2 separate regions of the Homo sapiens genome follow, and region 1 is linked to region 2. A link is a contact called in ENCODE Hi-C or POLR2A ChIA-PET data. All regions are on one chromosome and are shown on one strand. The core of a region is the stretch at or near the end of the contact, and the rest is flanking DNA. Distances in the headings are between cores, read along the strand shown. Region 1 overlaps AFF2 (ALF transcription elongation factor 2). Region 2 holds the start of AFF2 (ALF transcription elongation factor 2).

The links. Hi-C counts contacts between places; a loop is a spot of excess contacts on that map. ChIA-PET counts read pairs that join two places held with the same protein, here RNA polymerase II (POLR2A). Pooled maps may share reads with other maps.
Region 1: a map of OCI-LY7 shows a loop between it and region 2 (8-fold over the local background). The contact joins the enhancer-like site here to the promoter of AFF2 in region 2. A Hi-C loop is called at or near these places in 1 of 168 maps with a recorded cell type or tissue (OCI-LY7) and 4 of 50 pooled maps. POLR2A ChIA-PET finds 5 or more read pairs at or near these places in 1 of 52 experiments (OCI-LY7).

What each region holds. Positions count from the first base shown.
Region 1 is chrX:148,608,618-148,611,317 of GRCh38, reverse strand. The region is part of intron 1 of AFF2 (ALF transcription elongation factor 2); the gene reads right to left. Among named protein-coding and RNA genes, the nearest start is that of AFF2, 110 kb to the right of the region's middle. RefSeq lists an enhancer at 759-868. Within about 2 kb of position 1,302, at least 4 of the 41 ENCODE cell types and tissues checked have a DNase peak (open chromatin) inside an H3K27ac peak, as active enhancers do; they include OCI-LY7, where a contact is called at or near this core.
Region 2 is chrX:148,499,227-148,501,926 of GRCh38, reverse strand. AFF2 (ALF transcription elongation factor 2) reads right to left here and starts at 1,310. Exons shown (of 21, transcript NM_002025.4): 1 at 783-1,310. The coding sequence starts at 829. RefSeq lists an enhancer at 1-650.

The sequences.
Region 1 (2,700 bases), core at 53-2,552, 110 kb before region 2:
GTAGTGTTTAATTTCAACAAATTGGAGACAAGACAGCAAAGCCAGCTTCTCCAAAGAAAGCTTACCTTCCAAATATCTCACTGCCTAAATCAACAACCATTCACCCAGGGCTTCCCCTACCTGCCAGACCACTTGATCATGAATGTCCAACTTCCAGGGTGCAAATTCACACAAGTGAAAATCTAGCCCAACTTTCCATTTAACCGTCACATCATATAGTTGATAAATGGGCCTGTTTTTCATGTCTCTGCTAGGAATACTGGGAAGACAGAGCAATATTTGAAAAACATTGGGCTAAGTAAAATAATTATAAAGCATTATTTTAATAAGTTACTGCTTTCAATGTCAACTAATATAATTCATTCAGTGTTGTTTCCTCCTTAGCTTTATTTCCCATTTAACAAGCTCCCTGAATACCTTTTAAAGGGATTGTGATGCCTATATAGAGAAATAAAATATATTTTAAAACATATTTTATTCTCACCCTCAACTATTACACAGCAGTCTTTGGAAAGGCTGATAAGATCAGTTGAGCCCAATGTCACTAAGTGGAGATAACCTGATGCCATTTCCCAAATGCCAGATTGTAGCAGCGGCCTGATCACCAACCCCCACAACTCTCCAGGCACATTACCCACTGGAAATGCAGTTGGAATGGCAGAAGTTCACTTGCATAAATAAATCCCAAGCCAATTCCATAAATAATAAATCACTCATCTTGTAGAAGAAAAAAGATGCAGCTACACAACTTTTACGTGTAATACTATGGCTCACTCAGAATGAAAGGGGGAGAAACAGAAAAGGGAAGTACAATTTCCTCTGCCCTCACTAAATGTTATTTGCAAGAATATTTGTTTTCTGTTTTGCTTCACTTTGGTTTTTATCGTTTTGAAAGGAAATGCACAAAAACATAGATATCATTAAATATGGAATACTAAGAGGGCAAAGAGCATCATGATCGGGTAGAATAAACCCCAAAGTAGGAGTCAGGAATCCCACATTCTGTTACTGGATTGGCCGTTAACTGCCAAGTGAGCAACAAACAGGTAGTTTCACCACCTGTGACTCAATACCAAGTCATTTACAGTTAGAATTATTAATAGTAGGGGAAAGAACTACAGCGATAATAACAATGCACCCATACTGTGTACCAAGTGTGCATGAGTGCTCTCACTCTTCCACCCCCCTCTCTCTCTTCACATGGGCAATTCCTAATTCTTAAAACGATCCTATGAGATAAGCACTATTATCACCCATCATTGACAGATAAGGGAAGTGAGGTTCATGAGGTTCAGATTACTCAGTAGTGGAGACCAGGAAGTGCTCAGGGAAAGCCAAAAGCTTTCACAGGCTCTGCTTTGCACTCACTCTTTCCCTTCCTAAGAACAAGATGGATGTGGGAGGGGCAAAGCTTAGGCCACTTTGCTCAGAGGCTGCCCCTTTCAACTGCCTTGCCAAGGAAGCAGGAAGGGATCAGATTTCAAGACAATCCTTGTAGTTCCCTGGGCAGGTTGGCTGAGCCATACCATGACAGGAAGAATGTCACCAGGACCATATCCAATGTGTGTGTCTCAGGGTACAGGCTTTAACAGGGATTGTGTTATTTATTTCCTGGTTATAACGCACATACTGAGTTGGGAAGGGTGTGTGGAGTAAGAAGGAGAGGAGTTAGCATGCAAAGTACTTTGGCATTTCTGCTTCTACAAGGAATTACAAAGTACAGAAAAGGAATGCTGCTATAAAACTCCCAAAATTAGACTTGGTTTCAGATCAAAAGCTAAGAAAATAGTGAGAACCCCTTTTAATTCAGCCAGTCACTACACACACAGACAGACCACAGCTCAAATAATATCCCAGAAACATACCCATGTACATTCAGAACTTAATATAACCCAACTAGAACAGAAGGCAGGTGTTAATACTATTCCTCAAACCACATTTCCATGGCATTTCAAATATTTATAGCTTGTTATAAATTACACCAAGGCCACATATCAAAGAATGAAAATCACCCATATTAAATTAATCAGAGATTTTAGAAAATTATACATTGCACATGACTGAGTATAATACATTTAATGTTTCAATGTCATGGAACATTTGCTTTATAAATAAAATATGAAAGTGATTAAGCTCTCACAGACCCTCAGCAATATGGCAAATCTATATGCGAGCCCCCTAAGCCCTGGATTTGTATCTCTGGATTTTGGTCACTGAAGAAAAACAAAAAATCATGCAACTGAACTAGATCTCACTAGTTGGTGATGCTCCAGAGGAAAGTCAATGTCAGCATGGGTAAAAGTGAAATTCAATATCCTAGTTCCTAGTACTCTGATTTCTTATAAAAGAATTCAAATGTTACCCTCAGCTCTATAAGCTCAGTTGCCACTCTCCTTTAATGGAAACTTAAGTGCACATTGAAGGCAGGATTTGGCTCAAGGACTTTCTATGCCACACTAAACATTCGTGTTGTTAAAAGCATCTTTACACATATACGCCATTAGAAACTAAGATTGGATTTCAGGACAAGAATGTAAAATGTAGACTTTGGAGATGTCTGAGGAAGTGTTTAAAATATTTCACCTAGCCCAGGTAACATGGTGAGACCCCGTCTCTATCAATTTTTTTTTTTTTAACTAGCTGGCATGCGGGCATGAGTAGTGCATGCCTGTAGTTCTAACTACTTGGGAGGCTGGAGTG
Region 2 (2,700 bases), core at 61-2,560:
CTGACTCAACCTTTGAATCTGAGCTGGAGGTCCCTTACAAAAAACTACGGCTGCCTCCCAGTGGGAGGCCGAAGGGGGTCCATCCGGTAATTAAATGTGCATTGACATCAGAGCTGCGGATTTGGGGGGCCAACTCCGAAAACCCTCAGTCTTGAAAGCCAAGCGCCGAAGTCGGCCTCGAACCAAGGTCCCCTGAGTGGTGGCCCCCAAAGCCGCTGCTCCACCCGGGAGTGCAGGGAACTTGGGCTGAGTCGGCAGAAGGAAAGGTGTGCGCGCCGCGCAGCGCAGGGATGGAGGTGGCGGCAGCGGGGGCGGTGGCCACCAAGGAAGCAGAGGGCTGCTGGCCGCACCTGGCCGTTGCCTTTCCCCCATGGCCCGCCGCGGGCGTTGGGCACCTGGAAAGTTGAGACATTTCGGGCGGGCGGCATCCGGGGCTCAAGGAGGCCAGACCGGCAAGCCGCTCCGAGAGAAAAGCTCCTGGGAGGTCGTGCGGTTCAGCCCTCGGGCGGCACCGAATTCGATGTGAGCCAAATGCAACTCTTTAGACTTGGAGCGCAAAGCGACGCTTTCGGGTCCGCATCCCTCCCTCTTCCCGCACCTCCCCCCACCCCGGCATCCGACCTAGGAGTCAGCGCGGCCGGGGCCAGAGGTGGCTGAGAGCAAGTGGGAGGGAGTCCGGGGCGCCCCCCACGACAGCTTCAGCTCCTCTTAACAAAGGCGAAAACCTCAGACTTCGCCAGGAGACTCGCTCATCAAAGGAGAAGGCAAAAATCAACACCTACCACTGCTGCTCCAAGTCCCAGTCTCTGAAAAAGTCGAATAGATCCATAGCGGCCAGGCGGCGGCGGCGGGCGGGCGCCTGTCCCTGATCGCAGCGGGTCGGCGCGGCTCTCGGCACAGCTCGCTGGCGGTTCTCGGCGGCCCCCGGCTCTCCAGCCCTCCCGCCCAGCTAAAAGTGTCCGGGCCGCATCGGCAGCAGCAGCGGGCGCTGGAGGTGTCTGGTCCTGTGCTCCGGCGAGGAAGCGGCGGCAGTGGCACTGGGCGGGCAAGCGCCTGGTCGCCCACTCGGGTCCGCTCGGTCCGCGGTAGCCCGCGCACCCAGCGACCCGACGCTGCGGCGGCAGCCGCTGCGGGCTCAGGCGGGCTGGGCCGCCCGCCTGGCTGGCTGCGGGCCGGCGGCGGCAGCGGCGGCGGGGGCGGCCGGGGCAGAGGCAGCGGCGCGGCGCGGCAGCCGGGGCGGCAGCGGCGGCGGCGGCGGCGGCGGCGGCGGCGGCGGCGGCGGCGGCGGCAGCGGCTGCACAGGCGGCGGCGGCGGCCGCGGCAGCATCACACACTTACACACTCACAGGGGGCGGAGCCTGGACAGCTAGAAGCCGCGACATGGAGCAGGCACGTTATCATCCCCGGATCTGGCAGGGGCTCGCCGCGCCCGCCCCTGCCTTTCGGGAACCCTCTCCCACCCCCCACTGTCAAAATCAGCTAGTGGGAGCGGCCACAGAGCTGAGGACCCGGACCCGGACCCGGGACGCAGGGGCCGTGGCAGGGATACAGGAGGTGGGCTGGCGGGACCAGGACGCGGGCTTCGGGAATGGGACCCCTCTCTGAAGCCCAGCCCACCCCCACCACTGGGAATTAGTTTTGAACTAGAAAAGACAGCACAAACAGCCGTGGGGTTGAAGGTCGCCCCCTGCCACCTCAAGCACAGCTCCTTGAGCCCCCGAGTAGTGGAGCAAACTTTGCGGGCCTGAGCATCCCTCAGGTCTGTAGTGCGTAGCACGCGGGTCCAGGAAGGAGAAGGCGGTCACCTTCACCAGCCCCGTGGCTCCACGTGCCCGCACCCAGGCCCTCCAGGCATGCCTTTAGGCGCGCACCTAGTAGGTCAGCGAGCTATAGGCCCTGGATTCAGTGGGCAGCAAGGATAGGAACAAATGACTGCCCTTGCGTGGTCCTTGAGTTCGGGGTTAGGATACTGTTAAACTGGGTTCCACTGTCACTTTCCTCGCACGGTCACCAGGTGCCTTGAGCAAAAGACTTCTGCTAGCTCCTCCTCTGAGAAATGGGAAAACCACTGGGTGTGTGCCCAGTATCCCACGCACCGGCTGCCCGTCTCCCTTCTGGCCTGAAATTCTCTTTCTGCACGTGGAGGGTTTAACCGAGCCTCCTACTCCCTTCAACCTCCACCTCTGATCCAGGAAGGAGTGGATCCCTTTAGCCAATTCCCTGGAGGGAAAGGTTCCCTGGCCTCCGTGCAGAGAAAGGTCTGTGGGAAGGGGCGGGACCGCTTTCTGGCATTTCAGGACATGAGCATTCTGGAGTCCTAGGCATGTAATTTGCCTTCTTCGTGTCGTTATACAGAGGGAATAGTATTGGCACATTTTTCAAATCCTAAGGCTAGAACTCTCTTGGGAAGGACAGCAGACTGAGCCCTGACAGAGCAGGGTGCCGGTAGCTCTGTGTGTGACTCCAAGCAAGTCACTTATCTGGGCCTCAGTTTCTCCATAAAACACCCAGCAGCCCTCTGGCTCATACTTCTCTGACATTCTCCCTTCTATTTGAATATGCTTCTACAGTATTATCTCATATTACCAAAATCATCCAAATACCTTTTAACTTCATTTTTTTCCTGAAGAAACAGAGACCCTAAGACATTAAAATGCTCAAGATCTGATATTTCCCCTAGAGGGGGATCCCAGATTAGAA